2 separate regions of the Homo sapiens genome follow, and region 2 is linked to region 1. A link is a loop called in an ENCODE intact Hi-C map of the cell type or tissue named here. Cell type or tissue: natural killer cell. All regions are shown on one strand. Each heading gives the region's core, and the rest is flanking DNA. Links, peaks and the distances in the headings are about the cores only.

What was found. A loop is a pair of places that touch in the nucleus more often than their neighbours do. Peaks named below come from ENCODE experiments on the same cell type or tissue, not always from the same donor. Only the 100,000 strongest peaks of a DNase experiment are listed, where the experiment ranks them.
Region 2: a loop joins it to region 1, with 2.6 times the contacts of the local background. A loop is called at or near these places in 5 of 110 quality-filtered maps.

What each region holds. Positions count from the first base shown.
Region 1 is chr1:1,670,390-1,686,291 of GRCh38, forward strand. SLC35E2B (solute carrier family 35 member E2B) reads right to left here. Exons shown (of 10, transcript NM_001290264.2): 3 at 5,989-6,457; 4 at 5,675-5,810; 5 at 5,074-5,201; 6 at 1,120-1,240. The coding sequence starts at 6,310. It also overlaps the pseudogene LOC100288379. Among named protein-coding and RNA genes, the nearest start is that of SLC35E2B, 14 kb to the right of the region's middle. RefSeq lists an enhancer at 7,616-7,665 and a silencer at 9,921-10,215. In natural killer cell, for the core only: a CTCF peak has its summit at 8,691; DNase peaks (open chromatin) are centred at 7,572 and 8,682; H3K4me3 peaks cover 718 bases; H3K27ac peaks cover 1,704 bases.
Region 2 is chr1:1,610,471-1,624,302 of GRCh38, forward strand. It overlaps MIB2 (MIB E3 ubiquitin protein ligase 2), which reads left to right and starts at 5,030. Exons shown (of 20, transcript NM_001170687.4): 1 at 5,030-5,163; 2 at 6,038-6,144; 3 at 12,961-13,229; 4 at 13,304-13,475. The coding sequence starts at 12,983. RefSeq lists an enhancer at 4,525-4,694 and silencers at 4,795-5,844, 5,875-5,964. In natural killer cell, for the core only: no CTCF peak of the experiment used is centred there; DNase peaks (open chromatin) are centred at 4,071, 4,941, 5,351, 5,751 and 1 weaker place; H3K4me3 peaks cover 1,823 bases; H3K27ac peaks cover 1,440 bases.

The DNA of each region.
Region 1 (15,902 bases), core at 3,713-11,712:
GGGATTACAAGTGTGAGCCACCACGCCCAACAGATTTTTTTTTTTTTTTTGAGACAGAGTCTGGCTCTGTCGCCCAGGCTGGAGTGCAGTGGCGCAATCTCGGCTCACTGCAAGCTCCGCCTCCCAGGTTCACGCCACTCTCTTTCCTCGGCCTCCCCAGTAGCTGGGACTACAGGCGTCCGCCACTATGCCCGACTAATCTTTTGTATTTTTAGTAGAGACGGGGTTTCACCATGTTAGCCAGGATGGTCTCGATCTCCTGACCTCGTGATCCACCCGCCTTGGCCTCCCAAAGTGCTGGGATTACAGGCGTGAGCCACTGTGCCCAACATATTTTTATTTTTACTTCTGTATTATTCAAAATCTCACCACAAACCTGTTTTGATTATCAGTAATAATGATAAACTCTCAGACACCAGTGGTGGTGTCTTTTCCTTTCTTTCCTCAAAAGCAGGAAAAGCCTAGAAGCCGGTCATTCTCAAAGGGCAGGTTTTGCCGGGGCTGGAGTGTGGCCATTAACAGCACGGCAGGGAGGTGGACGCCCAATTCTGGGTGAATCTGAACGGCCCCCGAAGTGCAGCGTCCACCGCTCTTCTCTACCGAGTGACAAAGACGTAAATAACAGGGCCCTCTCCTCTGGGAGCCTGCCACGCGCTGTCCTCGCTGTGGGAGTCGGCCTCTCATCCTTCCTGCCATCGTGACACCAGGACACAGATGGCCACAAGGAAGCAGAGGATCCGCCCGACCTGGAGGCCGCGCAGCTCCCAAACAGGCAGAACCTGCCGCTGGGGGACTGTCCCTGCTCTGGCAGCCGCATGAAGACACACCGAGCGAGACACACTGCTGAGCGTATCTGCGTATTTCAGCATTTGTCAGCTAACCGTGTCTCCATGGTTAGCATTTTAAGTACCAAGACCGTCCATCCTGAAATTTCGGCTTATTTTTGAGAAACTTACCTGCCGGGGATACCTGTTGTTTTGCTCTTTAGGAAAGGGCAGCATTGGACGCACCTGCTTTGGCTCACGGGAGGAATTCTCAGCTCACCTGAGAATCTGCACACCCAGATGCAGGTGAGCACCGGGTCTCGTCCCCCTCACGCCCACCTTCTCTGTGACTCACCAGTCCATGATGTTGGTGGACAGTGCGGCCGAGAACCCCAGGACATTGAAGCTGATCTCAGTGGCCGTGCACAGCGCCAGCCCGCCCATGACTGGGATGAGGGAGAGGTTGACCAGCAGCCCTGGCGAGAGGACAGCCCCTGTGAGTGGCTGACCCGCCGGGCGGACGCTCCCTCCCGAGGGCCAGGCTGTTTCCATCCCCTCTTATGAAAGGAACGGATGCTTCCTTCAATTCAAAAACAATACTTGTCAGTTTCTTCACATTGTGAGATAAAGCAAATCAAAGTCCGTGTCTGCAAATAAGTCCCGTCCCCACGGCAAAGGTGGCGCCTTTCACTCTACATGAGATGCGTCCCCCAGAGACTGAGCCCCAGCCATGGGCAGGTGAGCCACAGAAACCTTCCTGATTCTGTGAACGCTCCTGTGAAACGGTGAGTGTGAAGGAGATGGTCCCCAGGGAACTGCAGAGAAAGAGGCCCTGTGGGCCGGGAGGGGGATGCCCACATTGAATTTATGCTTTTCTGTTTCCTTCTGAAATGTAACAAAAAACTTTTACGTGAAGGATTTTTAAAAAATCTATGGAACACCGCTCACACCTGTAATCCCAGCACTTTGGGAGGCTGAGGCAGGAGGATCACTTGAGCCCAGGGGTTCAAGAACAGGGCTGAGCAAAGGTGAGACCCCGCCTCTACAAACAATACAAAAATTAGCTGGGTGTGTGTCCCGGCTACTGGGGAGGCTGAGGTGGGAAGATCACCTGCACGGGGGAGGCCGAGGCTGCAGTGGGCTGTGACCATGCCACTGCGCTCCAGCCTGGACGATAGAGTGAGACCTTGTCTCAAAAGAAGAAAGAGAAACCTGAGACAAGTTAACGTGGGAAACCCACAGATACTGCCCAGTCGAGACCCTGGCGTAGCAGAGGGACCCGAGTCTGTGCGGGGAGGCTCCAGCCAGAGGGGCGTCCTCTCGTCTGCCGTCACCTGGTCTCGGCCTCTGCTGGAAACTCTGGTTGAATCACGGACAACATTTATGAAAATTGTAGAGAAAACTGGAGACTGTGAATGCCGTTTCACCCTTCAAGGAGGGCTTGCTGCTGCTGTTGACATGCAGCTGGGGTGCCATAGACGCCTATATCCAGCACCAGATTCCTATCTCAGTTGAAGGTCTGGCATCTGGGGGTCCCCATGGTGGGGCGCCCATTCCAGCTTGTGCCCCTCCAGCCCCAGGAGACTGCTCTGCTCAGAAACCATCAGCAAATGCACCGGGGAGGGTGGTGCCTTAAGACAGACAGAGTCACTTCTCTGGGCTGCCAGAGGCACCGGAAGCCGGGTGCCTCAGGCCCTGGCAGTTCCGTCACTCTCCAACGCCTCCCCCACAGACTTCTTTTTGCTAAATGGTATCAAGATTTTCTCATTGTTGTCAGCAAGAGAGTTGGTTTTCTAACATCTCATCGACCATGGCTGGAGGTCAAATCGATGTTTAAACTTGCTGGAAATAAACGGCTCCTTTCTTGCATGGCTCGATGCGCAATAAGGTTCCTCTGTGTCATTTTGTTTACGATTTTTAGGATTGCTTTTTAAAGCCGGACACGGCGGCTGATGGCTGTAATCCCAGCACTTTAGGAGGCCGAGGCAGGAGGATCACTTGAGATAAGGAGTTCAGGACCAGCATGGGCAACACAGCGAGACCCCATCTCTATAGAAAACACAAAAATGAGGCTGGGGGTGCTCATACACGCACTGAGGGTTGACCCTGGTGTTCTTGCCTTCTTAGATTCTTCTGGAGCTGGAGATGAACTCGGACCTCAAGGCCCAGCTCAGGGAGCTGAATATTACAGCAGTGAGGGAAACTGAAGTTGGTGGTGGTGAGAAAGTTATTATGGGCAGGTGCAGCAGCTCACGCCTGGAATCCCAGCACTGTGGGAGGCTGAGGCGGGCAGATCACGAGGTCAGGAGCTCAAGACCAGCATGGCCAACATGGTGAAACCCCATCTCTACTAAAAATACAAAAATTAGCTGGGTGTGGGGCCACATGCCTGTAATCCCAGCTACTCAGAGGAGGCCGAAGCAGGAGAATCACTTGAACCCGGGAGGCAGAGGCTGCAGTGAGCCAAGATTGCGCCACTGCACTCCAGCCTGGGCAACAAAGCGAGACTCCATCTCAAAAAAAAGAGGGCCGGCTGTGGTGGCTAACACCTGTAATCCCAGCACTTTGGGAGGCTGAGGCGTGCGGATCAACGAGGTCAGGAGATCGAGACCATCCTGGCTAACACGGTGAAACCCAGTCTCTACTAAAAATACAAAAAATTAGACGGACGCAGTGGTGGGCGCCTGTAGTCCCAGCTACTCAGGAGGCTGAAGCAGGAGAATGGCGAGAACCCGGGAGATGGAGCTTGCAGTGAGCCAAGATCGTGCCACTGCACTCCAGCCTGGGCGAGAGAGCAAGACTCCTCTCAAAAAAGAAAAAAAAAAAAAAGAAAAAAAAAAGGAAGTTATCATAATCTTTGTTCCTGTTCTGCCACTGAAATAATTCCAGAACATCCAAGTCTGGCTAGTACGTGAATTGGAGAAAAAGTTCACTGGTAAGTATGTCGTCTATTGCTTAGAGGAAAATTCTGCCTAAACCAACTCAAAAAAGGTGTACAAAAAATAAGCAAAAGCGTCCCAGGATCCACGCTCCGACAGCTGCGCACGTCGCAATCCTCGAGGACTCGGTCTTCCCAGGTGAAATTGTGGGCAGGAGAATCGGCGTGAAATGGACACAGCAGCTCACAAGGGTTCATTCGGACAAAGCCCAGCAGAATAACGTGGAACGCAAGGTCCAAACTTTTTCTGGTATCGATAAGCTCACAGCCAAGGCTGTTAATTCTGAATCCCCAGAGTTCCAAGTTTCAATTGTTAAGAAAAATGACTAACGTATATTCACAGTGAAAAAACAAAAAGACACACAAAATACAAAAATTAGCTGGGCATGGTGGCACATGCCTGAGGTCCCAGCTACCCAACAGGCTGAGGTGGGAGGATTGCCTAAGCCTGGGAGGCCGAGGTTGCAGTGAGTCGTGACCTCGCCACTGCACTGCAGCCTGGGCGACAGAGCAAGACCCTGTCTCAAAAACATAAAAAAAACAAAAAAAAAAAAACAAAAAAAAACCAGAGTTGACTTTTAGGCTTTGATTTTGTTATAATCACCTAAACGTGTGTGCGGGTCTCAAGTGCATGTGGGGCAAGCCCAACCCCATCCTGGACCCTCGGCCTCCTCCCGTCCCCAAAGGCAGACAGACACTTCCCTCGGCCTTAAGATCTTGTAGTTTCTTAAATAAGCGAACACGTGTGCACCCCCCGACTCCGTTCAAGACGCCGCGCTCTGTGGGCGCCTCTGCTCCTCGCTGGTTTTCATGCAGCCACACTGGGTACGCGACATGGGGCTGACATGTCGCTGGAAATCGCCTGTGAGTCATTAAGAGGTGGGAGAGGCAGGAGCCTGGGTTGCAGCTGAGGTCAGGGGCTGGGGCCCAGGACAGGCCTGTGGTGGCGGGTGCTGGAGAGGCTGTGGGGTGCTGGCACAGGAGGGCCCACGGACCAGGAGCCACGGCCGCCTGTGTGGTGCTGGCCGAAGGCGGCCCCCACCCGTCCTCTTCGGATCAGTGATTGGCACCTGCAGTAATCTTGCTTGCCAGGAATCTGCCCAGCCCCCACCTGTCTCCCCACCCAGTTAGGGCCACAGACACAACCCTGCCCTGACCTCCGCATGCCAGTGTGAGAATACCTGGCAGACGCCAGGCTCCAAGACACCCCCGCACATGTGACCGTGAGAGAAGTGAAGGCACTGCCAGTGTGGGCACCACTCTGAGTGGTCCTCGCGGCAGAGCCCCATGGCAGGCAGCAGAGACGGGCACCACGGATGGAGGCCTGGGATGGTGGGGCGCAGGCGGAGGGGCGGGGCCCGGGGGCCTCACCTGTGTACTCCCCCAGAATCATCCGAGACATGATCACCGTGAAGATGGGGGCGGAGCTCTTCACCGTCTCAGCAAACGAAACCGCCACATTTTTCAGGCTGACCAAACCCAAAACCACAGTTGCAAACCTAAAAATGAGCCAAAAGCACCATCACCTTAGAACGAGTCTGTCTGCCTGCACCCACCGGGCAGGCTCTCCAAGGGGCTCGCTCGCTCGGTTGGCACGTCGGCCCCTCTCCGCCCACCTCCTCATCACCAACATGGTGCCTGGACCCGCTTCTGTGACGCTTTAGGTCGAGCCCCCAGGAAACGGCACTGCGTCCAATGGGAAGTGACTTCTGCCACCCCTTGAAAACGTCCCAGAGACAAGGAGGCACCCTGTCCTGAGACCACCAGCCCGGAAAGAAGCTGACTGAACACACGTGGCAGTGAGAGCCACGAAGCCACATTCATTTGGTGTCCTGAAATCTGGACAGCCCTGGTGCTTTTATAAAGTCTGCACTGAAAACTCACCAGCCAGCAGAGTCCCCGCTCTAGTAACGAGAGGGACTTTACATTTAAAGAAAAAGAGACACTCAACCAAAACCAGGAGATTCTTTACCTCATCAGACCCACAAACAGCATCGTCATAAGGAAGTTGGGTGGGTAGGAAAGCCGGGCCTTGTGCTGATACAAACAGCAAGGAACGAGGGTTTTCACACACCCGATAACCGTGGTGGACAGCATCTGCACCGCACCTGCGGGAGGGAGGGGGCCGAAGACAAGAGGGAGAATCACCCCTCCCATGCCTGCAGTGGGCTCCACCCCCGGCCTCCCATCCTGACCTGGGCTCCCCCGGCCCTCCCGGGTGGTTGCTGGCTGCTCCCTGTGGGGTGGCAGGTGGCCGGCTTCCACCCTGCCCGAGCCGCCGCCTACCTAGCATGCTGGGCTCGCCTCCCAGCAGGGACAGGATGTACTTGTTGAGGAAGAGCGTGCAGAAGCTGAAGAAGAACCACAGCGTGAGGTAGAGCAGCGCCCGCGAGCTCCACACACCCAAGTCTGACTCGATGACCGTGGTCTCCGTGATGGTGACGGTCAGTACGTTCTCATCTGTGCCGCCGTCGCTCTTGGCAAAAACAATCTTCTCACTTCGGTGACCAAACAGAGAGCCCCAGCTGAGAGGCGACCTGCCTTTCGGCTTCTCTTCGGAGCCAGGAACCAGCTCTTCCAGTGCTGGGGTTTTCACCGAGGACGACATGCTGAAGCCACAGCCACGAACGATTTTACCTCCAGGCTGGGCAGCATGGGTCACCGTGACCGCCCGGGGGTGGGGCCGCAGCAGGGACTCCGGGCGCCAGGAACGAGGCCACCAGGGCCTCTCCCAGGCAAAGCGCAGAAGCAGACGCTAAAATATTAAGAAAAGGAAACACATCACCCGTTTTGAACATTTAATGTCCTCAAAGGTTTCAACCACCAATTTAAAATCACTTTGAAAATGCAATTGGGCCGGGCACGGTGGCTCACACCTGTAATCCCAGCACTTTGGGAGGCCGAGGCAGGTGGATCACCTTAGGTCAGGAGTTCGAGACCACCCTGGCCAACATGACGAAACCCCGTCTCTACTAAAAATATAAAAACTAGCAGGGCATGGTGGCCGGCGCCTGTAATCCCAGCTACTCGGGAGGCTGAGGCAGAAGAATTGCTTGAACCCAGGAGACGGAGGTTGCAGTGAGCCGACATGATACCACTGCACTCCAGCCTCAGTGACAGAGTGAGACTCTGTCTCAAGAAAAGAAAAAAAGAAAATGCAATCGTTCACTGTCCAAAGATTTTTAGCAATTGAATCCCGTTTTTCTCTGCGCGTGTTGGCGGATCCTTGCTCTTGAGAGACGGTCTCCTGGCACACTTGACTGTCGTCCTGGCAGACCTGGGGCTGTGGGTCCTTCACGCCCTGCCTGGCAGCTGCACCTTCTCGATGGGCTTTGTGGCTGCCGCTGTCGGGTGCCCAGGACTAATTCCATGCTACTTTCTTTTTCCTTTTTTTTTTTTTTTTTGAGACGGAGTATTGCTCTGTCGCCCAGGCTGAAGTGCAGAGGCGTGATCTGGGCTCACTGCAAGCTCCGCCTCCCGGGTTCTCGCCATTCTCCTGCCTCAGGCTCCCGAGTAGCTGGGACGACAGGCGTCCGCCACCACGTCCGGCTAATTTTTTGTAATTTTTTTTTTTTTAGTAGAGACGGGTTTTCACCGTGTTAGCCAGGATGGTCTCGATCTCCTGACCTCGTGAACCGCCCACCTCGGCCTCCTAAAGTTCCATGCTACTTTCTAGACAGACTCCGTGGTATAAAACCACACTTACACCCGCTTCACGCTCAGGCGACTGTGGCTTCGGGGCGAGACACCCCCTCCCTTCCCACGAGCTCCAGGAAGGTCAGAACAGCCGTTTCCTCCTGAGGTCCAGTGGGAATCATCCCCCCAGCTGGGGCTTTGCACAGACGCCACTGTGACTCCGCAGCACCGAGACCCCACCTCCCCCAGGTCTCAATCCCAGCGCTCAGGCAGCCCGATTTCCTGTTTCTCACACCTGGGTTTCTCTTCCTGCTTCGGGGGAGGCTGTGCATCTGAAGGGGCGCCCATCCTGTCTCACCAAGGCGCTCTGGGAGCGTGTGGTGCCGGCCGTGCTGCCCGACCCAGTACCCCTCCTCGTCTCACTTCTCCCCCGGGAAACTGGGGTTCCCACCTCATTCGTGACCTCCTTCTGTGTTTATGTTTATGCACTTGCGTGCGTGCCATATGTATACATAAATATTCTGTGTTCACACTGAGGGACGCACGCCACCCCCTCCCCCATGAAGACCTCGCCTGGGTGCTCAGGCCGGCCTCTCCCCCAGCTCACCTGCCCAGCAGTGCTCAGAGGTGCCTGAAACTTGGCCTCCCCATACCCGGGAACAGGCGCTTCTGCCCTCTCCCCAGTGGCGGCAATGCCAGGGCCTCTGCAGCCTTCCTCTCTCTCCTCCCCTCCCCCTGCTGTGTGTGTCTGTGCACCCAGGTCTCCCCGTCTGCCCATCACACCGCCAGCTCAGTGCCACCCAGACGCTCCCAGGCCACCCATGTGTGCCCTGACCCCTCGGTGCACCAGGACAGCTGCCTCCAAGGGCACCCCAGGCCTCAGTGAGGAGAAGGCCGACCCCTCCACCAGTTCCCACAGCCTCGGAATAACAAAGGACTCATCCACTCCTCGGGCCACTGACAGTGCCAGATCTCCACAAAGACACCATTCCCTTCTTCCTGTTCAGCAGCACAGTCCCACTGCTTAGCCTGGGGTGACAACAAGCTGGGAGCTAAACCTCCATGGGCTGCAGCCTCCCTGGAGCTAGGACTGGCTGGGCCCTGAGCCAGGGAGCTAGGAGACTTTGTGCCAGTTTCCCGGACTGATGGGCCCTGGCTGGGGGTGGAGCAGCTACCTGGCTTTCCTGAGGTGAAAATCCAACAACAAAGGGTGCGGCAGAGCAAAAGGACAGAGCACTCGCGACAGGGCTCCGCAAGGCAGGGGTGGAGCTCATGGCAGGCGTGGATCTCACTCCCCACCTCACTAGGCCTCACGGCCCTTGACCTCTCCCTCCCACCTCGAAGGCTGCCCCCTGGCTGGGGACGCTGTCACAGCACCCGCTACACAGGCTCTGCCACCACCAGCGAGTTTCTAAAACCAAATTCATTTACATGGCAAGGAGGCCACGCTCAAGAAACCCCTCCAGGAGCAAGGAACAGCACGTGGGCTCGGGCGTGTGCAGACGACGCCAGTCACGTCCCACCTGACGTCGAGGCAAACCTGGAATTCAAAAGGCAAGCATCTCCCTCTTGCCAGAACAGTCTGTCCACTTAGCTTCCCTCTGAGAAACTCACAGCATCCCAGGCAAAACTGCTCCCCGCAATGAGGACCCCCATTCCCCTTCTCTGCTGACACTGTGCTCCAAGAAGCCTGTGGGACCCACACAAGCAGCCCAGTCCCCACCCTAATGTTTGCTCACAATTAGTGGAAACAAAAAAACAGAAATCACACTTCACTGACGCTGCCGTTCTCTGTACATCAAGAACTTAAGGTTCTGGGCCAGGCGCCGTGGCTCACACCTGGAATCCCAGCACTTTGGGAGGCCAAGGTGGGCGGATCACCTGAGCTCAGGAGTTCATGACCAGCCTGGCAAACACAGCAAAACCCCGTCTCTACTAAAAGTACAAAAAAAAAATCAGCCGGGTGTGGTGGCTGGCACCTGTAATCCCAGCTACTCGGGAGGCTGAGGCAGGAGAATCACTTGAACCTGGAAGGCAGAGCTTGCAGTGAGCTGAGATCGCGCCATTGCACCCCAGCCTGAGCAACAGAGCGAGACTCCCGTCAAAAAAAAAAAAAAAAAAAATGCTGGGCGCGATGGCTCACACCTGTAATCCCAGCACTTTGGGAGGCCGAGGAGGGTGGATCATGAGGTCAGGAGTTCAAGACCAGCCTGACCAACGTGGAGAAACCCCGTCTCTACTAAAAATACAAAATTAGCCGGGCGTAGTGGATGCCTGTAATCCCAGCTACTCAGGAGGCTGAGGCAGGAGAATCGCTTGAACCCGGGAGGCGGAGGTTGCGGTGAGCCGAGATCACACCGTTGTACTCCAGCCTGGGCAACAAGAGTGAAACTCCGTCTCAAAAAAAAAAAATTTTTTTTTAATGTAGCCGGGCATGGTGGTGCATGTCTGTAGTCCTAACTACTTAGGAGGCTGGGGTGGGAGGATTGCTTGAACAAGAGAGGTCAAGGCTGCAGTGAGCCGTGATTGTGCCACTGAACTCCAGCCTGGGCAACAGAGCAAGACCCTGACTCTAAAAATTAAAAAAAAGTTAAAAAAAATTAAAAGAGCTTAAACAAGAAGCCGACTGCAAACAAAGGCCTCTCCATGCAGCTGCGCTGGGACGCGGGTTCTCTGTCCGATCACTGCACAGCAGCCCACTGGACAAATGGACCCATTCTGGCAAGAAGCACTTGGGACGGGCTACTAGGAGCATCCTCGTCTGTGTCTACGTGCAGGAGTGGAACTGCCCAGCCCTGGGACACGCATGCTGAGCCCCAGCCAACGTCACACCGACCTGTGCTCCCACAGCCCTGCCCCGGCTCTGTGTGGGTGACTGTCCCGTCCCTGCAGTTGAGCCCACGTGGTCCCGGGGTCTCCATTCCCCTCCCAATCTGCAGGACTTCACTACCATGAACCGTCCTCACCCCCAGCATCCCTGTCCCCACAGCTCCAAGGCCGCAGGAGGAGGCGATATCTAATCTTCCCCCCACGTAAACACCTGTCCCTGCGTAAATGCCTGAGGCTGGCTGCTTATTCTTTTTTTTTTTTTTTTAGATGGAATCTCGATCTGTCGCCCAGGCTGGAGTTTAGTGGCATAATCTCGGCTCACTGCAACCTCCACCTCCCAGGTTCAAGGGATTCTCCTGCCTCAGCCTCCCGAGTAACTGGGATTACAGGCGCCTGCCACCACGCCCAGCCGCTTCTTATTCAAACACTGGGAGCTCCACGTCAGACCAGTGAAGTCAGAGAATCCTGAAGTCCAAGTTCTCAGCTCCTCAGCCAACTCAAGGGCAGCCAGGCAGGAGCCACCCCTGCAGAGGCACCCACGGTTCGTTCCTGTCACTGACTGTTCCCAGGCTGGAAATTCCTGACGGTACAAATGCAAACAGATTCCGGCCTGAAACTGTCTAGTGAGACCTTTCTTTCCTTTTCCTTTTCTTTTTTTCGAGATAGAGTCTCGCTCTGTCAGCCAGACTGGAGTGCAATGGCATGATCTTGGCTCACTGCAAGCTCTGCCTCCTGGGTTCACACCATTCTCCTGCCTCAGCCTCTGAAGTAGCTGGGACTACAGGCGCCCGCCACCACGCCTGGCTAATTTTGTTTTTTTTTGTATTTTTTTAGTAGAGACAGGGTTTCACCATGTTACCCAGGATGGTCTCGATCTCCTGACCTCGTGATCCACCCACCTAGGCCTCCCAAAGTGCTGGGACTACAGGCGTGAGCCACCGCGCCCGGCCTCTTTTCTTTTCTTTTTTGAGAGGGACTCTTACTCTGTCGCCCAGGCTAGAGTGCAGTGGCACAATCTCAGCTCACCGTAGCCCCCACTTCTTGGATTCAAGGGATTCGCATGCCTCAGCCTCTCGGGCAGCTGGAATTATAGGCATGCGCCACCAAGCCTGGCTAATTTTTGTACTTTTAGAAGAGATAGGATTTAGGCCGGGCGTGGTGGCTCACGCCTGTAATCCCAGCACTTTGGGAGGCTGAGGCAGAGGGATCCCGAGGTCAGGAGATGGAGACTATCCTGACTAACACTGTGAAATTCTGTCTCTACTAAAAATACAAAAAATTAGCCAGGCGTGGTGGCGGGCGCCTGTAGTCCCAGCTACTCAGGAGGCTGAGGCAGGAGAACGGTGTGAACCCGGGAGGTGGAGCTTGCAGCGAGCCGAGATCGCGCCACTGCACTCACTCCAGCCTGGGCGACAGAGCAACACTCTGTCTCAAAAAAAAAAAAAAAAAAAAAAAAAAAAAAAAAAAAAAAAAAAAAAAAAAAAGAAGAGACAGGGTTTCACCATGTTGCCCAGGTTGGTCTCAATCTCCTGACCTCATGTGATTCGCCCGCCTTGGCCTCCCATAGAACTGGGATTACAGGCATGAGTGACCGTGCCCGGCTGGGTGCAACCTTTCAGAGGTCATGCGGGTGACAGGGAGCGACAAAAAACAAGAAAATAAAGCACTTCGCCGAGGCTGACTTGGGTCACAGAGGGCCAAACGGTCCCGGGAAAATGGGTGGGCTCTTCACACCTTCTCATAGAAGTCTTGGAGGTGGGTGTTTAATGAGCATTTTTTGTTAGTAGCAAAACAAGACAAAGCAAACACCAAAAGAATGCCAACCTACGTGCCTGTCAACAGTAGAAACAAACACCTTATTGATGGAGCTGAAGCTACGATGGAAATGAGGGGCTCAGTCCCAGTGTCAAAGGGACGGACCCCAAGCCCAAACCCACCGGAGCGGGGGAAGACTGAGGGACGAATCACAGACAGAAACGCACGACTCGGCTCCACCATGCGCTGTCAGCTGTGCGGGAAGCACCACGTGTAGAAATAAAAGCATGAAAGTGCCTGAAAGAGGGAATTCCAGCACGTGCTCCTCTCATCTCGGGGACGGGCCCCAGGGGAAAGCAACAGCACCTTCAGGTGCTGGAACCCAGCTGAGCAGCCAGGGGGTTCCGGGGTCCTCCCTAAGTAGTTGTGAGAGATCACAGCCCGGGGTCCTTCCTAAGTAGTTCCGAGAGTTCAAGGTTTACATGGGGGAGGCCGGGCTTGGTGGCTCACGCCTGTAATCCCAGCACTTTGGAGGCAGGTGGATCACTTGAGGTCAGGAGTTCGAGACCAATCTGGCCAACAAGGTGAAACCCCGTCTCTACTAAAAATATAAAAATTAGCCAGGTGTGGTTGTGGGCACCTGTAATCCCACCTACTCAAGAGGTTGAGGCAGGAGAATTGCTTGAACCCTGGAGGTGGAAATCGCAGTGAGCCGACATCGAGACATTGCACTCCAGCCTGGGGGACAGAGCGAGACTCTGTCTCCAAAAACAAACAAATAAATAAACAAGCAAATAAATAAAGTCCTGTGAGGAATGCACAGTTTCTCTGCACTCCCACACAACACTTCCCACAGGAGATGCAGGTTATTTCCACGTTGAGCAATTCTCCACAGACACTAGCTGTGTGTCCTCTGGTTCAATTCCCTCCCGAAGCCGTCCCCCTGGGGAGAGTGCCAGGTCCCCTGCGGCGAGGGCTGGATCCCACAAGACTGCCCCCTCCTCAGATGCTGGTCAGCCTGTGGGCCGTGCTTCTGACCGGCAGCTATACATCGGGGTTCCCACGACACCCTCCTGAGGATCAATGAGTTTGACAGGACTGCCCTACAGAACTGCAGAAAGCACTTACGTTAAAAGAAAACAGAGGAGCAGCCGGCCGCAGAGACGCGCAGGCAAGGCCTGGGCAGGTGCTGGGTTTCAGGCCCTCTCTGGGCGCCACCCCCTGCCCCCAGCACCACAATCCGAAGACCATCCCACTCTTTCATCTCTCATTCACGGGTTTTTACAGCGTTTAATCTCCACCTTCGCTCGCTGCGTCCCTGAGGTTGGCGGGTGGGGCTCAAAGCTCCCAGCCTCCAATCCTGGGGTCACCTGGTGTTCTGGCGACCAGTCCCCCCTACCCCCGCTCTCCAGGGCCCCACCCCCTGCCTCATCAGCATAAGCTCAGGTGTGATCAGCATAAGCTCCGGGGTGATCTGAACCACTCCTGTCACTCAGGAAATTCCAAGGCTTCGAGGAGCTTCTGTGCCAGGAACCAGGAACAAAGACCAAACACATTTCATATCAGAGCACAAGTGCAAAACATCATGGTTGGAAACAGGGTCTCAGAGTCCTCCAGGTGCAGGTGCCTGTTCAGACCAGAGACCACAAAGTTGTAAGTCAAACCTTCATGTTTGGCCAGCGGCGGTGGCCCACACCTAGAACCCCAGTACTTTGGAAGGCCGAGGAGGGAGGATCGCTTGCTGTCCACTCACGTCTGGGGCACAGCCCAGGAGACCCGTGGGCCGCAGGGTAGACACTCAGCAGTCGTGAGACGCTTGCCCCAGTGCACTGTCTTTTCAAGGCCACTGACATCTCCACAGACAGCCCCCAGCCCGTCCTTTGGCTCTTAATGTGCCTCATCCACCTCCGCGTGCTGACACCCACATCAGTGACATTTGGGCTAAGCCGCCTAATGCAGAGTGGCTATAAGCGCGCTGAGCCGCTCGTGAAATTCAGACAACCCCACCGGAAGTGAGAGAGAGGACGGCTGTGAGCTCAGGGCAGCGTTTCTGCTGAAGGCGTTTGCTTTCCCACCATCATAAAGTCAGAAAATCACAACTCAGACCATGGTAAGTGGGGACCACCCACAACCCAAGTGGGCCTTGGAAATTAAGAATAGGAGGCCGGGCGCGGGGGCTCACGCCTGTCATCCCAGGAGGCTGGGCACAGTGGCTCACGCCTGTCATCCCAGCACTGTGGGAGGCCGAGGCGGGTGGATCACAAGGTCAGGAGATTGAGACCATCCTGGCCTACATGGTGAAACCCCGTCTCCACTAAAAATACAAAAATTAGCTGGGCGTGGTGGTGGGTGCCTGCAGTCCCAGCTACTTGGCAGGCTGAGGCAGAAGAATGGCGTGAACCTGGGAGACAGAGCTTGCAGTGAGCCGAGATCGCGCCATTGCACTCCAGCCTGGGCAACAGAGCGAGACTCCATCTCAAAAAAAAAAAAAAAAAAAAAAAAACAGGACAGCCAGCGGGTGCAGTGGTTCCCACCTGTAATCCCAGCACTTTGGGAGCCCAAGGCGGGCAGATCACCTGAGGTTGGGAGTTCGAGACCAGCCTGATCAACATGAAGAAACCCTGTCTCTACTAAAAAAATACAAAATTAGCCGGGCGTGGTGGCGCATGCCTGTAGTCCCAGCTACTTGGGAGGCTTAGGCAGGAGAATCACTTGAACCTGGGAGGTGGAGGTTGCAGTGAGCCAAGATTGCGCCATTGCACTCCAGCCTGGGCAACAAGAGCAAAAACTCCGTCTCAAAAAAAAAAAAAAAAGTTGGAGCATTTTTTGCCCAGGTGTGTTGGTTCATGCTTGTAATCCTAGCACTTTGGGAGACCGAGGCAGGAGGATTGCTTGAGCCCAGGAGTTCAATACCAGCCTGGGTAATATGACGAAACCTCATCTCTACCAAAAAAGTACAAAAATTAGGCCTGGGCACGGTGGTGTGCGCCTGTGTGCCCAGCTGAGGTGGGGGGACTGCTTGAGTCTGGGAGGATGAGCCTGCAGTGACCGTGATCTCACCACTGCACTCCAGCCTGGGCGACACAGTGAAACGTTTTCTCAGAAAAAAAAAAAAAAAAAAGAAAAGGAAAAAGAAATACAGGAAGGATATACCCAAGAATAAGGAGACTCTTCAGTGACAGGGCAGGCAGGAGTGCAGTGCAGTGAGGTGGGGGCGGCTCCAGGTCTGACTTTCAGAACCATGAAAATATGTCGCTTGCTTAAAAAGCAAAAATAATTAAATCAACAAGGGTAGGGGAAAAGGGTCTCTGAAATGGAACACGAACACGAATGCATGAACCACACCACAGATCAAACAAACGACACAATCACCCTGAGGGGAGAAGCAGAACAAGCCCTGGGAACTCGGGTGCATGGACGCTGGATGTGGGTACGCAGGTGATGGACACAAGGGCTCCAGACACACAAGTAGCTCCAGACACAGGAGCTCCAAACAAATACCGAGTTCTAAACATGCTTTTTTCCCTTTTCTTTTCTTGAGACGGAGTCTCGCTCTGTCGCCCAGGCTGGAGTGCAATGGCGCGATCTCAGCTCACTGCAACCTCTACCTCCCGGGTTCAAGTGATTCTCCTGCCTCAGCCTCCTGAGTAGCTGGGATTACAGGCACCCGCCACCACGCCCAGTGAATTTTTGTATTTTCATTTCATTTTTAGATGGAGTTTCACTCTTGTTGCCCAGGCTGGAGTGCAATGGCACGATCTTGGCTCACCACAACCTTCGCCTCCCAGGTTCAAGCGATTCTCCTGCCTCAGCCTCCCGGGTAGTGGGGATTACATGCACGTGCCACCAAACCCTGCTGATTTTGTATTTTTAGTAGAGACGGGTTTTCACCATGTTGGCCAGGCTGGTCTCGAACTCCTGACCTCGTGATCTGCCTGCCTCGGCCTCCCAAAGTGCTGGGATTTACAGGCATCAGCCAC
Region 2 (13,832 bases), core at 1,853-9,852, 62 kb before region 1:
TTCCTTTATAAATTACCCAGTCTCAGGCAGTTCTTCGTAAGACCGTGAGAATGGACTAACACAAAGTCCCCGTCACCTATGCTCTTTGCTTCAAAGCAGCTTAGGTGGGCTTCTCCTTTCTGTTTTTTTAGAAGCTTCCCCTGTCCCAGCCTCTCTGGATGTGCCTGTGGTCTGCCATAGCACGCATATCCCAAACTGCAATTCCCCGTCATTCCTGGAGAAACTCTTTGGAGAGTCATCTCTCTGCTGTTGTGGCCATAGCGGGCCCATTTCCTGATGCATGGAATGTCACTGCGCCAACACCACGGGTTGCAGCAGAAAGAGAGTTTTAATCCTAAGGCTGCTGTACAAGGAGATGGCGTGAAGCAAGCAGGCTGCAGGGATCTTGTGGCCATCCGGGGGTCTCCCCATTGCTTCTGGTTCCCTCGGCCCATTTCTTTGGAATCCTGCCGACGCTGCTGTTTCATCCCTCCAGCCCACAGCTAGAATCACCCCAAAAGTGGCAGCAGGCAAGTTCCAACAAGGGACTGCCTCAAACCATCCTGAGGTGGGGCTGGTTGGTCCCAAAGAAAAGAAGCACTAAACGCCAGGGTGATCGGCCCAAAGCATTTGTTCGGGGAATTTATGTACAGAGGGAGGCAGCACATCCTCGGGCTGACAGCAAGAGATGGAGAGGTTCCACCTAGGAATGCCTGCACCCAGGGGCTAGAGTGGAGAGTTTTACAGGAGGATTTAAGAAATGTGACTCTTGTTTCCACATATTTAGCAACATGTTTGATCTCTCAGTGTTTCAGACAACAACCTAGTTCATCAGTAACTGAGAATACTCAAGGTCCTGGCCGGGCTTCAAGACTGCAGGGAAAGCATGCAGTGGGCCAGGCTCTGTGCTTCTCAGGCAGGACACAGAGAGAAAGCAGGGGCTCTGGTGAACCTTCCAGTAGAATAAGCAACTGTCCAGACATGGGCCCTCCCCAGGAAGTTACTAGGGGTCTTACTTCAGCAAAGTAAAGGAGTAAAGCCAGAAGGAGGAGGACGCAGATTCCAGGAAACAGCTGTTAACAGAAAAGCCAAACTCTGAATAAGACATTCTTTCCTCCTTCTTTTTTTTTTTTTTTTTTTTTGGAGACAGAGTTTTGCTCTCGCTGCCCAGACTGGAGTGCAACAGCGCAATCTTGGCTCACTGCAGCCTCTGCGTCCCGGATTCAAGTGATTCTCCTGCCTCAGCCTCCTGAGTAGCTGGGATTATAGGCGTGTGCCACCACGCCCAGGTAATTTTTGTGTTTTTAGTAAGAGACGGGGTTTCACCACGTTCCTCAGGCTGGTCTCGAACTCCTGACCTCCTGATCCGCCCGCCTCGGCCTCCCAAACTGCTGGGATTACAGGCGTGAGCCACCACGCCCGGGCTCTTCTTTTTTTTAAAGAGGGCTTCATTCTGTTGCCCAGGTTAGAGTGCAGTGGTGCGATCTCAGCTCACTGCAGCCTCCGTTTCCCAGGCTCAAACGATCCTCCCACCGCAGCCCCCAGAGTAGCTGGAACCATAGGCACGTGCCACCACACCCAGCTAAGTTTTGTATATTTTGTAGAGATGGGATTTCAACATGTTGCCCAGGATGGTCTCTAAATCCTGGGCTCAAGTGGTCCAATCACCTCAGCCTCCCAGAGGGCTGGGATTACAGGCATGAGCCACCATGTCCAGCTTCACAAAATACTTTCAAAAGGTTTACTTTGAGCCAATATGAATGACTGTGGGCCCCAGGAAAACACACATCCGAGAAGCCTTCAGTAAGTGGTTCTGAAGTGGTCGGTTTAGTTTGGTTTTGTACACTTTAGAAAGGCAGGAGTTATAAGCAAAGACATAAATACATACATAGAAGGTATACGTTGGTTTGGCCTAAAAAGGTGGGATATCTTGAAGTGGGGGCTTATAGGTTATAGGCGGATCCACCCGGCTGGAAACTCAGTTTTAAAAATTTCTCTGGGGTCCCCTTGGTCAAAAGGGAATCTGTTCAGTTGGTGGAGGGCTGGCTGGGTGTGGTGGCTCACATCCCAGCACTTTTGTTTTTTCTTTTTCTTTTCTTTTTTTTTTTTTGTTTTTTTTGTTTTTGAGACGGAGTCTCACTCTGTCACCCAGGCTGGAGTGCAGTGGCCAGATCTTGGCTCACTGCAACCTCTGCCTCCTGGGTTCAAGCAATTCTCCCACCTCAGCCTCCCAAGTAGCTGGGACTACAGGCGAGCACCACCAAGCCCGGCTAATTTTTGTATTTTTAGTAGAGATGGGGTTTTGCCATGTTGGCAAGGCTGGTCTCCAACTCCTGGCCACAGGTGATCCTCCCACCTTGGCCTCACAAAGTGTTGGGATTACAGGCGTGAGCCACTGTGCCTGGCTGGTTTTTTTTCTTTTTTTTTTTTTTTGAGACAGAGTCTTCCTCTGTCACCAGGCTGGCGTACGGTGGCATGATCTTGGCTCACTGTAACCTCCGATTCCTGGGTTCAAGCCATTCTCCTGGCTCAGCCTCCCAAGTAGCTGGGATTACAGGTGCCCACCACCACACCCAGCTAATTTTTGTATTTTTAGTAGAGACGGGGTTTCACCATGTTGGCCAGGCTGGTCTCGATCTTATGACCTCATGATCTGCCTGCCTTGGCCTCCCAAAGTGCTGGGATTGCAGGCATGAGCCACCGCGTCTGGCTTTTTTTTTTTTTTTTTTTGAGACGGATTCTTGCTCTGTTCCCCAGGCTGGAGTGCAGTGTCACGATCTCAGCTCACTGCAACCTCCACCTCCTGGGCTCAAGCAATTCTCCTGCCTCAGCCTCCCAAGTAGCTGGGACTACAGGCGTGCACCACCATGCCTGGCTAATATTTTTTTTTTTTGTATTTTTGTATTTTTAGTAGAGACAGGGCTTCACCATGTTGGTCAGGTTGGTCATGAACTCCTGACCTCAAGTGATCTGCCCTCCTCAGCCTCCCAAACTGCTGGGATTACAGGCGTGAAGCCATCGCACCCAGCCAATCCCAGCACTTCAGAAGGCAGAGGTGAGCAAACAGCATAGCCCAGGAGTTTGAGACCAGCCTGGGCAACATGGTGACACCCTGTCTCTACTAAAAATTTAAAAATAACCGGCATGGTGGTGCATGTCTGTGGTCCTAGCTACTCAGGAGGCTGAGGTGGGAGGATCACTTGAATCCAGGAAGCAGAGGCTGCAGTCAACCAAGATAGTGCCACTGCACTCCAGCCTGGGCAACAGAGCAAGACCCTGTCTCAAATACAAAACAAAACAAAAAACAGTTGGTAGAGAGCTTAGGATTTTATTTTTCGTTTACACAGGGAATCCAAGAAAGGAGACAGACAAAGTGAGTCTCAAGGATGAGAGCAGAGAAAAGCTCGAGATAAGAGCTGTGCAGCCGGGTCAGGAAGTGATCGGTCTAGGTCGGAACAGGAGAATCAGTTAGACACAACGGATGTGTTTGAGCCTTTGGAAAACGGTATCGTTAGGCATGTGGCGAAAACGTTGGGGTACTTGAAAAAAAGGCTGGCCATGGGTTAGTAAAAAGCTAGATATGTGAAAATATTAGGTAATTATTAACTCAAAAGAAAAAAAAAGATTGTACAGGAATTGTGGCATGGTTTTATACTGTAGCAGTGAACAGCAGGTACTCAATCATGAAGAGCTAAGCCTGATTTCATCACGACAGCTGTGAAAGTTGCAGGTACCAAAATGGAACTACTTCCACCAATCCCTAAACAAATGGAGTCGGGAGGCCACGAAGGGGGAGCTCTCATGCAGGAATACCTGCAGCAGGCCTCCTCACAAGACGCTCCTGCACGTCCTGCACGTTTGCCTGTAACCGGACTTACTGCAGGGAAATTCCTCAGGACTGCAGTATTCTAGATAAGCAGCTTGCACAAGGACGTCGGCCTGGTAAGGCTCTCTCCAACAACAAGCTAACGCCCACTCCTGCAGCAAGCGCCCACAGCCAGTGGTTTTTGTTACAAAACAACTTTTGTGAGCTCATCTGTATTTTCCCCTTCGCCCGGCCCTCTCAGATAGGCCTATGATCTGTCATGGCACGAACAGCCTAGGCTGCAACCCCCTGCGATTCCCAGATTAACTCACTTGTCCTGGAGAGCCTGCCTCTGGGTTTCCTTTCAGGTTGACAGTTTGGGAGCTAACAGGACCACGTGAGGGGTGCAGCGGGGAAGATCAGCCAGGTTCTCAGGGACCTTCTCCGGAAGTACGCAATGTCTACAATTAAGAAATGAGAGGCCGGGCGCGGTGGCTCACGCCTATAATCCCAGCACGTTGGGAGCCCTAGGAGGGCAGATCACGAGGTCAGGAGTTCGAAATCAGCCTGGCCAAAATGGTGAAACCCCGTCTTGACTAAAAATGCAAAAATTAGCTGTGCGTGGTAGCGCATGCCTGTAGTCCCAGCTGCTCGGGAGGCTGAAGCAAGAGAATAGTTTAAGCCCTGGAGGCGGAGGTTGCAATGAGCCGAGATCGCGCCATTGCACTCCAGCCTGGGCGACAGGGCGAGGCTCCGTCTCCAAAAAAAAAAAAAGAAAGAAAGAAAGAAATGAGAAACTAGCAGTGCATTGTTCAGAAACGCGGAGACTTCTCTCAGGAGAAAGCGAGAAGCAAGCGTCCAACTCTGGGGTGCAGAACCCGGGGCGGGAGGACGGGCCCGGACTGCCGTTTCTCGCTGTGTCCAGGTCTGCGTGACTCAAAACCCCGGATAGGGCCCGCACTGGTGGAGTCGGAAAGAGGTGGCTGCGGCGCGGCAAGTGCCGCCAGTGCCAGCGAGCGCGACGTCGCTCCCAAGCCCCCGTCTCTATGGCAACCGAGTGCGTCTCTAGGACCGCCACTGCGCAGGCGCCCGGAGGCTAAGCCGCTCGGAACCTAGCTGCGCCACGCAGGGTAGGCGACGCAGACGCTCCCGCGTGACGCACTTCCGGTGCTTGCCCTGCCCATCCCCGTGGCGGGGGCGTGGCCATGGCGGGGGCGCTCCGGCGGGGGCGGGCCCTGGGCTCCCGCCCTTCGGGTCCCACAGTTTCCAGCCGCCGCTCTCCTCAGTGCCCGGTGGCCCAGGAGGGCCTGGGAGCCCGAAGCCGTCCCCGAGTCGCTCCTAGGTCACTGGCGCGATGCGGGCCGTCCTCTCGGCTGATGGTGCGTGCGGGCGCGGATCTCCTCCCCTGGTCCTCCGCACCGTCCCCGAGTCGTTCTCCGCTCTGGCAGAACGCGAGCGCCGTCCGGTTCCCGCTCCCGCTGGCCCAGCAGCCCCGGGCTGGACTCGGCGTAGGGTCCGCACGGGATGGGCTGGGGCTGCGCGCGCAGCGCCGCCGCGGGGCCTCCTGGGAGTTGTGGTCCGGCCACCCGCGCGGGACTCCAGCTCCCGGCAGGCCTCGCGCGGCCCGGGGCCAGCGGCGCTGGGGTCGGCGCTGGGGTCGTCGTCCGGGCCGGGTGGGCTGCGGCGCGCGGCAGGCGCTCTGGCCTGGCCTGGCCGCCGCTGAGCAGTCGGGGCCGGTGGGTGGCCTCGAACGCCGGGACAGACCGACAGACGGACTGGCCGGCGGTCCCGCGCCCCCGAGCGGAGCGGGCGGGACGGAAACGTCCGGGCAAGTTGGGGTCGGCAGGTACTGCGCGGCCCTGGCAAGGTCTGGCAGCGGACAGGGCCGGGCGGCCTCCGCGAGCCACGGGCACGAATGACAGGGGGCGGGGCGCGCTCCGGGTGGGGGTGCCCGCCGTGCCCGCCCCTGGCCCGCCCGTTCCCCTGCGCCGGCGCCCGTGCGCGTCCCGGAGCCTCCTGACGTCTGCGAGCCGCGGCCGCCAGACCCCGGGCGCACGCAATTACGGGCCCGGCGCTGGCGGCTCCTGCGCGCTCAGACCCCAGGGAGCCCATCCGGGCAGGCGGCGGCCCTGAGTGTCGCGGCCGTGGGCCCGAGTGGACCTGGAGCCGGCGGGCAGCCCCGGGGGCAGACAGGCGACCGAGCCGCGGGTCGAGGTGCTAACTGTGCATCTTGGCATCTCCCCTCGGCCACAGGGTTGGAAGCCCAGCGAGGCTAGAGGCCAGTCCCAAAGTTTCCAGGCATCAGGGCTGCAGCCCAGGAGCCTCAAGGCGGCCCGGCGGGCGACTGGACGGCCGGACAGGTGAGCTCTTGATCGTCCGCGGCCTGATAGTTTGCACTTGGCTCTCCCACTTTGGGGCTCCGTGGAAGCCACGTCAGAGAGGCTGTGTTTGTGTCTGAGCATGCATGCGAGTGGAGGGGAGTGGTGAGTAATCCCGCGTCTCCTCTCTGAGTTCGGAACCCATGGAGGAAGAAAGCAGAGGTGCCAGACAGGCCTCTGATAGGCACCTGCAGGATTGGGGCAGAGCGGCCGCAGCGCAGGAGCGCCGGCAAGCCTGGCCCTTCCCGGGAGGCCCCCTTTGTCCGGTTCCACCCTGGCCTGTTGCCTCACATGCAACAAGTGTCTGAATGTGGCGCTCTCCTGGCCGAGGGCAGCCCTGGGCGGTGAGTGGGATGACACCCCAGCCTGCAGGGTGCCTGTAGGTCTCCACCCAGATGGGCAGGATTGGAGGTGGCCGCAGCGCTCGTGGGCTTTCCCTCAGCAGGTGTCTCCATGCTGGCCTCCCCGCCTCAGGGCTTCATCCCACTCCGTGGGCCTGATCTCCCTGGGGCACCTGGGATGTCCATCTGCGTTAGCTGGAGCTACTCCATGGCCTGTGGCGTGCCACACACAGCGGCATTTCGGTGTCATTAGGCACAGCTGGAGGTGCAAGGAGGAGGGCAGCCTCATGTCCAGTTCCATGTAACTTGCTTCTTCTGAATAAAGGCAATTTGCTAACTTTCTCGCTAAATAGGATTTGGTTTCTATGGCTTTTAAAGCTTCTCCGATAAAATACTTGCAATAAGGGAACTCTCTCCTCCTACACTCTCCTGACTGATGGTTCGGAAGTCCTCCTGCCCTCTGAGAGCTTGCAGTTTCTTGTGAAAAAGAGAAACTAAGCAGCAATAGAACAGACCCGGTGTCTGCTTGCGTGGTTAAGACGGTAAATGCTAAATGTGTGACACTGCCTTTAGAAACCATTTTCTCCAGCCTGGCTTGCTGGCTGCCCGTCTGGTTTGCTGTGTTGTGTCTCCAGTGGCTTTAGCTTCCAACAGGAAAGCCTGGTAGCCGAGCGAATCTGTGACCCAGGAAGTAGCAATTAAATGCCTGGGACGCTGCCTCGAGGCTGGTGTGTGCTCTGAGGTAAGTTCCGATTTGCCAAAGCACATCTGTCGATCTGTCGCCCGAGTCTTCACACCCTGACTGCCTCCATCATTTTAAACATCGGGAGCAGTTGCCTGCAGCGGGGTTCAGATGCCAGCCAGGGGCACAGCCTGTGAACTGTGGGTAGATGGCAAAGTCTAGCATTTCTGGCAAAGGAAAAAACATTTGGTAACTCTCTGAGTAAATTTCTGACTGAGATGAAGATACCCATTGTGGGGCAGCATCCTGAAGCGGAAGCCTGGGCTGTATGTTTCCAAGAGGAGGAGCAGGAGTGGCCACAGCCATGTACGCCACGATGTACACCAGGGGCTGCGTGGCCACAGCTCTGGTCTGCTGGTCTGCTCCCTGGAGCCCCTCCACCAGTGCTGGGCTGTGGCTGTGGCTGTCTCTGGTTTGTCTTTCTGGGAAACCTTGGCCAGGTTGGTGTGAGGGCAGGGCTAGCCTTGGACATCTGCACTTCCCATAGCAGCCTCTGGCCCAGAGCTCACCCGCTGTGGGCAGGTGATCAGGGTGATCAGGTCCCACGGGTCCCCTCCTCTGCACCTGGAGCCTTGTGGGTGTAGAACAGAAAAATAGGAGGGGGCAACCCAGAGGCCTCCTGCTCTCCAGGAAGGAATGGATGCTGGACAGGTCCAGGGTGGAGGCAGAGGGAGTGAGGGGCCCTTGGGGGAACATCTGTCCTAGAGGGCTTGATTTCCAGGCTGCCCACCCCACTCCTACCCCTAATCTGGTGTTCCTCACCTGCCTCCAGGAAGTCCTCACCTGAGGTCTGCAGCGGGTGTGCCAAGCGCCAGCCCCACATCACCTGCTCCCAGGCCTGCCCAGGGGATGGGTCCTGTGGCCAGTACCCTCGGGGTCAGCTTGACCCAGACCCAGCCCAGAACCTGTCCCATGGCCCCAGGAGGACAGGATGGTCAGGGAAGCCCAAGGGATGAGCCCTTTTGTCCACAAGCTTCCCTCTGACATGGGCAGGCTGCTTGTGCGACCCCACAGCCCCCACCTCTCATGAACAATGGGAATGGGGCAGGCCCCTCGATGCTGGGCTGGATCCTCCCGCCCCTAAGCAGGTGCACTCTGTCCCCTTTGAGAAGAGACCAAGGGATACAAGTGCTGGGTCCTGGCGGGGTGCCCCTCCTCCCTGCCTGTGGGGGTCTCATTACTGCCTCCTGCCCCCACCACAAACACCCCCTAGAGAGGCCTTCGGAGGCAGGTACTGAGCCCTGGGGCCAGGGTGCCAGGAGCCCAGTGGCAGGTCTTGGGTGACTGCTGGCCCTGGGGCAATGGTGAGAAAGCCAGGCAGGCAGCTGCAGGAAGGAGCTGAGGAGAAAGGCGGCAGAGCCTCAAAAGCTGCTGGCGGCCGGGCACAGTGGCTCACACCTGGAATCCCAGCACTTTGGGAGGCCGAGGCGGGCGGATCACGAGGTCAGGAGATCGAGACCATCCTGGCTAACACGGTGAAACCCCCGTCTCTACTAAAAAATAGAAAAAATGAGCCAGGTGTGGTGGCAGACGCCTGTAGTCCCAGCTACTCGGGAGGCTGAGGTAGGAGAATGGCGTGAACTTGGGAGGCGGAGCTTGCAGTGAGCTGAGATTGCGCCACTGCGCTCCAGCCTGGGCGACAGAGCGAGATTACGTCTCAAAAAAACCAAAACTGCTGGCCCCTCCAGAGGGTCCAGGATACTGAGCTCCTGAGCCTGGGATCCACGCGCATGTGGTCTGTCTGCACACTGGCACCGCAGAAGGGTTGGCAGGCGGGCAGGCATGGCTGGAGACCCCGCTCAGATGAGGCGGCCACTCCAGGGCAGTGCCATGCTGGACAGAAGGGACTGCCTTGGAAGTGGGACAGACCCCAGACCCTTGGGGTGGGGGCCCTGCAGGGGAGGCCTTGAGGAGGCGCCGGGTCTACAGGCCCCTGTGTGCTCACATCCCAGCCCCCGGGGAGAGGTGGGAGTGGGTGGGCGCACCCAGCTCCCCTGTCCAGGCTCGTCCCCCTTGTTGGGGCAGCCCTCAGCAAGTGGGGGGCTGGTTCCAGGCACAAGAAGTGAGGCCAGGGAGGAAGCCCTGCCTGTGTTCAGCCCAGTTGTGCCCCAACTCAGGTGGGCTTCCATGAGGGACAGCCTCTGGGAGGGTGGGGGTTTGTGGGCCAGGGCTGGAGAGCTGCCTGGCTGTGCTAAAAATACCGGGCATGCTGCAGACAGGTGCCAGTCTGGGGCACAGGCTACCCTGTCTCAGGCTGATGGCCTTGGCACTCCACCCCACTGCCCCTGTGACGCGGGGGCCGCCAAGGCTTGGTCTTGATTCCCAGAGGCCCTGCTGGTGACCTCCCCGACATCTCTGCCCTCTGCCCATCCCCCCAAGGGCAAGATTTGCCAAAGCACAGGACACATTGGCTCACACATGGGGCACCCTGCCCCTGTCTTTTTGGAAAGGTCCAATGGCATATGGCCAGCGGGTCGGGCAGGTGTGGCCGCTGGCCTGGGCTAAGCTGGCTGTGGCTGAGAGTCTGGGCGCAGAGACAGAAGGCGCCCCCTGCTGCAGAAGGATCACAGTGTGGGCTCATGGCATTGGCTTTTTTGCGGTCCCAAGTCCTTCATCTCCATTGCCGGGCCCATCTCGGGGGTCGGCAGATGCGTGTCCCCTACTAGCAAAGACCTCCAGTCGGTTCTGCGGCTGCCTGTGATGAGCCCTGCTCTGGCTAAGTGGAGGTGTTTGGCAGGGAGGAGTCCCCGGCTTAGTGTGATTCCAGCTGTGGCCGATTCTGGTGGGATCCTGGCAAGGAGGAGGTTGCGTGTGGATCTGGTGGAGGTGGACGGCCTGGCAGGGGGTGGGGTCTGCAACCCTAAGGAGCAGTGCCCCTCTCACTTGTCCCCCCGCCAGCAGACTGCTGCGTCGGCCTCCCCGGCCTGTGCCATTCTGTGGCGAAGGTCCCTGTGTAGAGGAGGCTGGAGTGGGGGAGCTCAGCCCAGGCCATGCCTCACCCTTCTTGGGTGCTCCATGGGCAAAAGCTGAGGTCAGTTTGTGGATCCTGGGAGCAGGAACCCTGCAGAGCCTGCCCCCCAGCTGGTGGCAGAGCAGGCAGTGGGGAGCTGCTGGGGCAGGAGGGAGTGACCTCCCTCCAAGACAGCCCCCAGTGGGGATGGGAGGGTCTGCAGAGATCTGGAGAGTCAAGTGTCATGACCCAGGTGGGGCCATGGAGCTGGGCTGGCCGGTGGAACTGTGTCCACCTGGACATGCTCTGGGTGAGGCGCAGTCAGCGCTGGGATGGCTAGAAGCGGCCTGTGCTGGGCGGGTCCTCGGGACACAGGGGCTGCCGCTGTCACAGAAGCCTGGCACAGATTCTCTCTGGTTCTTATGTTTCATTCATGCAGCCATTCAGTCAAAGCTGAAGCTGGTGGGGTCCTGGCCAAACAGGACGCAGCAGTGCACCACCTGGGGGCTGCCCTCAGAGGCCCCGCGAGGGGAATAGTGCCACAGGGGCCCATGGGGAGGGCCTGTGGGTCACCCTGGGTGGTGGGTGGGCTCCTGGCTCCGCGGGGCCTCCGAGGGCAAGGTGGGGTTTCTCTGGCTGCCGGCTGTGGAAGCCGCTCATGCGGAGGCCCAGCCGGGAGGCTGCAGGAGGCCGTGGGGAGGGCAGAGCCAGCTGCCTTCCCTGATGGCTGTGGAGCTGCCCACGGGACCCCTCTCCTTGTCTGGGGCTCACTGGTGCCACAGGAAAAGGAAGCCCCGGTGCTGGAGCCTGCCCTGGCCCAGGCCTTGGTGCACATCTCGGCAGCGTCACCCGACAGGTGAGGGAGGCAGCGTCACCCGACAGGTGAGGCCTCTGGACAGATGAGGCCATGTGGGGTTTCCCTGAAGAAGCAGAGCCCGGCTGCTGGGTGGGGGCTCCTCTTAGTCACTGACAGGGAGAGCTGTGCTTGTAAAACATCCACCCATTCCTGTGGAAGCTCTCGCGGTCCTGGGCAGGGTGAGGAGGGAGCATTGGAGAGGCCAAGCTGGCCAGGAAGTTTGTGCCCCTGAGAATTAGAGGGAGTCCTGTGCTCCAACTCGCAGCCGGGGCACGGATCGGGGGCACGGATCGGGAGCCCAGCCCTGCAGGCAGAGCCTCTGCACTGGACTCAGTCTCCGGAGTGGGGCTGGGCTCCTCACCGGGCCTTGCTCGGGGGACAACCTGTGGGGCTCAGGCCCCTGAGTCAGAGCAGGAGTCGGGGGCTTTGCTGTGGCCCCTCCTCACTGCTCACCTGCAGCCTCTCCCGGGCCAGGGTGTCTCCTGAACTGGCCTGAGATGCAAAGCACTGGGTTGCAGTGCTGCCCAGGTGGAGGGCTGGCCTGTGAGGCCCAGGCTGGCCTGTGTCCTGGAGTTGGCAGGGCCCCCTCCCATCCTCAGCCACATCCACCCAGTCTCAGGGGTCCCTCCAGCCTCCTGGGACTGCCGTGTCCCCCACCTCTGCTTCAGGCAGTGTTCCTGGGCTGCCTCCTTCCCTGGCCATGGGGTCCTAGTGGTTTAATGAAAATTGAGTGGTGGCCCTCCCCTCCCCGCCAGGCTGGAGTGTAGTGGTGCGATCACAGCCAGCTGTAGCCTCCACCTTCTGATTTTCCCTCTTAATGTTCACATCCATTCTTCTTGTTAACGAGACTGTGCTGAAGCCCAGCATGGTGGAGAGAGGCAGCCCACGGTGACTCACGTCTGCAGAGTGAGCTCTCGGGGGTCAGCGCCCAGACTGGGGATTAGCAGTCCTGGGCCTCGAGCCCTGTGGCTGACTCCATCCCTGCCTCCGGCAGCCTGGATTTGCACCTTTGTATAAACGGAGCCGCCTGGCATGGCGTTTGCACTTGGCTACTTCCCTCCATCTGCTGGTGAGCTCTGGCTTGTGCTCTGTGTGGCGAGTGGGTCCCTGCTTGGTTGGGACTCAGCCCCGCTTCAGGACCCCGTGGCCACTGAGGACCCAGGAACCTGCCTCTGCTCGAGTATCCGGCCTCTGTCGTGAGTGCCTTGCGTGGCCAGGGCCACTTTTCCAGAGAAGGCTCTGTGGTGCTGTGTGGCCTCGCTGCACTGTCCCTGACGTGCAGGGCCCAAAGCTGGTGTCCCCCAGGAGCAGTGTCTGGGGACAGATGCCTCCTGGTCCCGCTGGCCGATGCCTGCTGGTCTTGTACGGCGCCTGCATCGTGTTTGCCGTTTTTCTGTTGGGTTGTCTGACGTTTTCGTGTGGATCATAGGAGTTCCTCGCCCTGTGTGGACACGAGTCCTCTGAGGGACGCGTGTCACGGTGTCTGCTCACTTGCCACTGCCCGTCCAACCATGTGAGTGTCTCGGGGGACGGCAGCTCTTACTTTAGTGAAGTCCAGTGTCCAGCTCATTAATTGGCTGTGGGAAGAGATGGTGGTTTTCTTCCGAGAGCGTTATTTGTGAACCTTTCATGAAGCCCCCGGGGCCAGGCTCCCTGATCCCTGGGCCCAGACCACCCTGCAGTTCCCGCGCCAGGCTGGCACGGCGCCCGCCTTTCCCACCGGCCTCCCTGGTGCCAGACTGCGGGCCTCCTTGGGCCCTAGGGCTTGAACCAGCCTGCCTGCCCCGTTGGGCCTCTCTGCTCTCCCGCGGAGCCCACTCTGACCGGGAGTGTCCCATGGTGGCCTGAGAATACCCTCTGCCCACAGGTCCCGAGCAGCCCGGCCCACCATGGACCCCTCTGCCCACAGGTCCCGAGCAGCCCCGCCCAACATGGACCCAGACCCCCAGGCGGGCGTGCAGGTGGGCATGCGGGTGGTGCGCGGCGTGGACTGGAAGTGGGGCCAGCAGGACGGCGGCGAGGGCGGCGTGGGCACGGTGGTGGAGCTTGGCCGCCACGGCAGCCCCTCGACACCCGACCGCACAGTGGTCGTGCAGTGGGACCAGGGCACGCGCACCAACTACCGCGCCGGCTACCAGGGCGCGCACGACCTGCTGCTGTACGACAACGCCCAGATCGGTGCGCGCCAAGGGCAGGCGGGACGGGCAGGACCCGGGGGCGGGAACGCCCCTCTGACCCCACCCCACCCCCAGGCGTCCGGCACCCCAACATCATCTGTGACTGCTGCAAGAAGCACGGGCTGCGGGGGATGCGCTGGAAGTGCCGTGTGTGCCTGGACTACGACCTCTGCACGCAGTGCTACATGCACAACAAGCATGAGCTCGCCCACGCCTTCGACCGCTACGAGACCGCTCACTCGCGCCCGTGAGTCCCGGGCCGCACCGGCTCCTGTGCGGCGGGTACCCAGGCCTTGCCACTGGGGCCTTGGCCTTCGGGGAGGGTGCTGCCTCCTGACCGCTCCCAGGAAGACGGAGCAAGTCTCTCCAGAGCCGTGGCCTTAAGCAGTGGTGCCATGGGCAGGGCACAGAGGGTGGCCTCTGGGTGGCTCTACAGGCAGCAGTGGCCATCAGGCAGCCAGCATCCCCCAGGGCGGCATGAGACCTCCAGGAGGACAGCCCATACCCGGAGCCAGCACCTGGGCTGTCTTGGAGGCTGCTGCGCTCTGGTCCGAGGGCATCAGCTCGGGGAGAATCTAGCCTGCTTGGGGCAAGGACAGCCAGA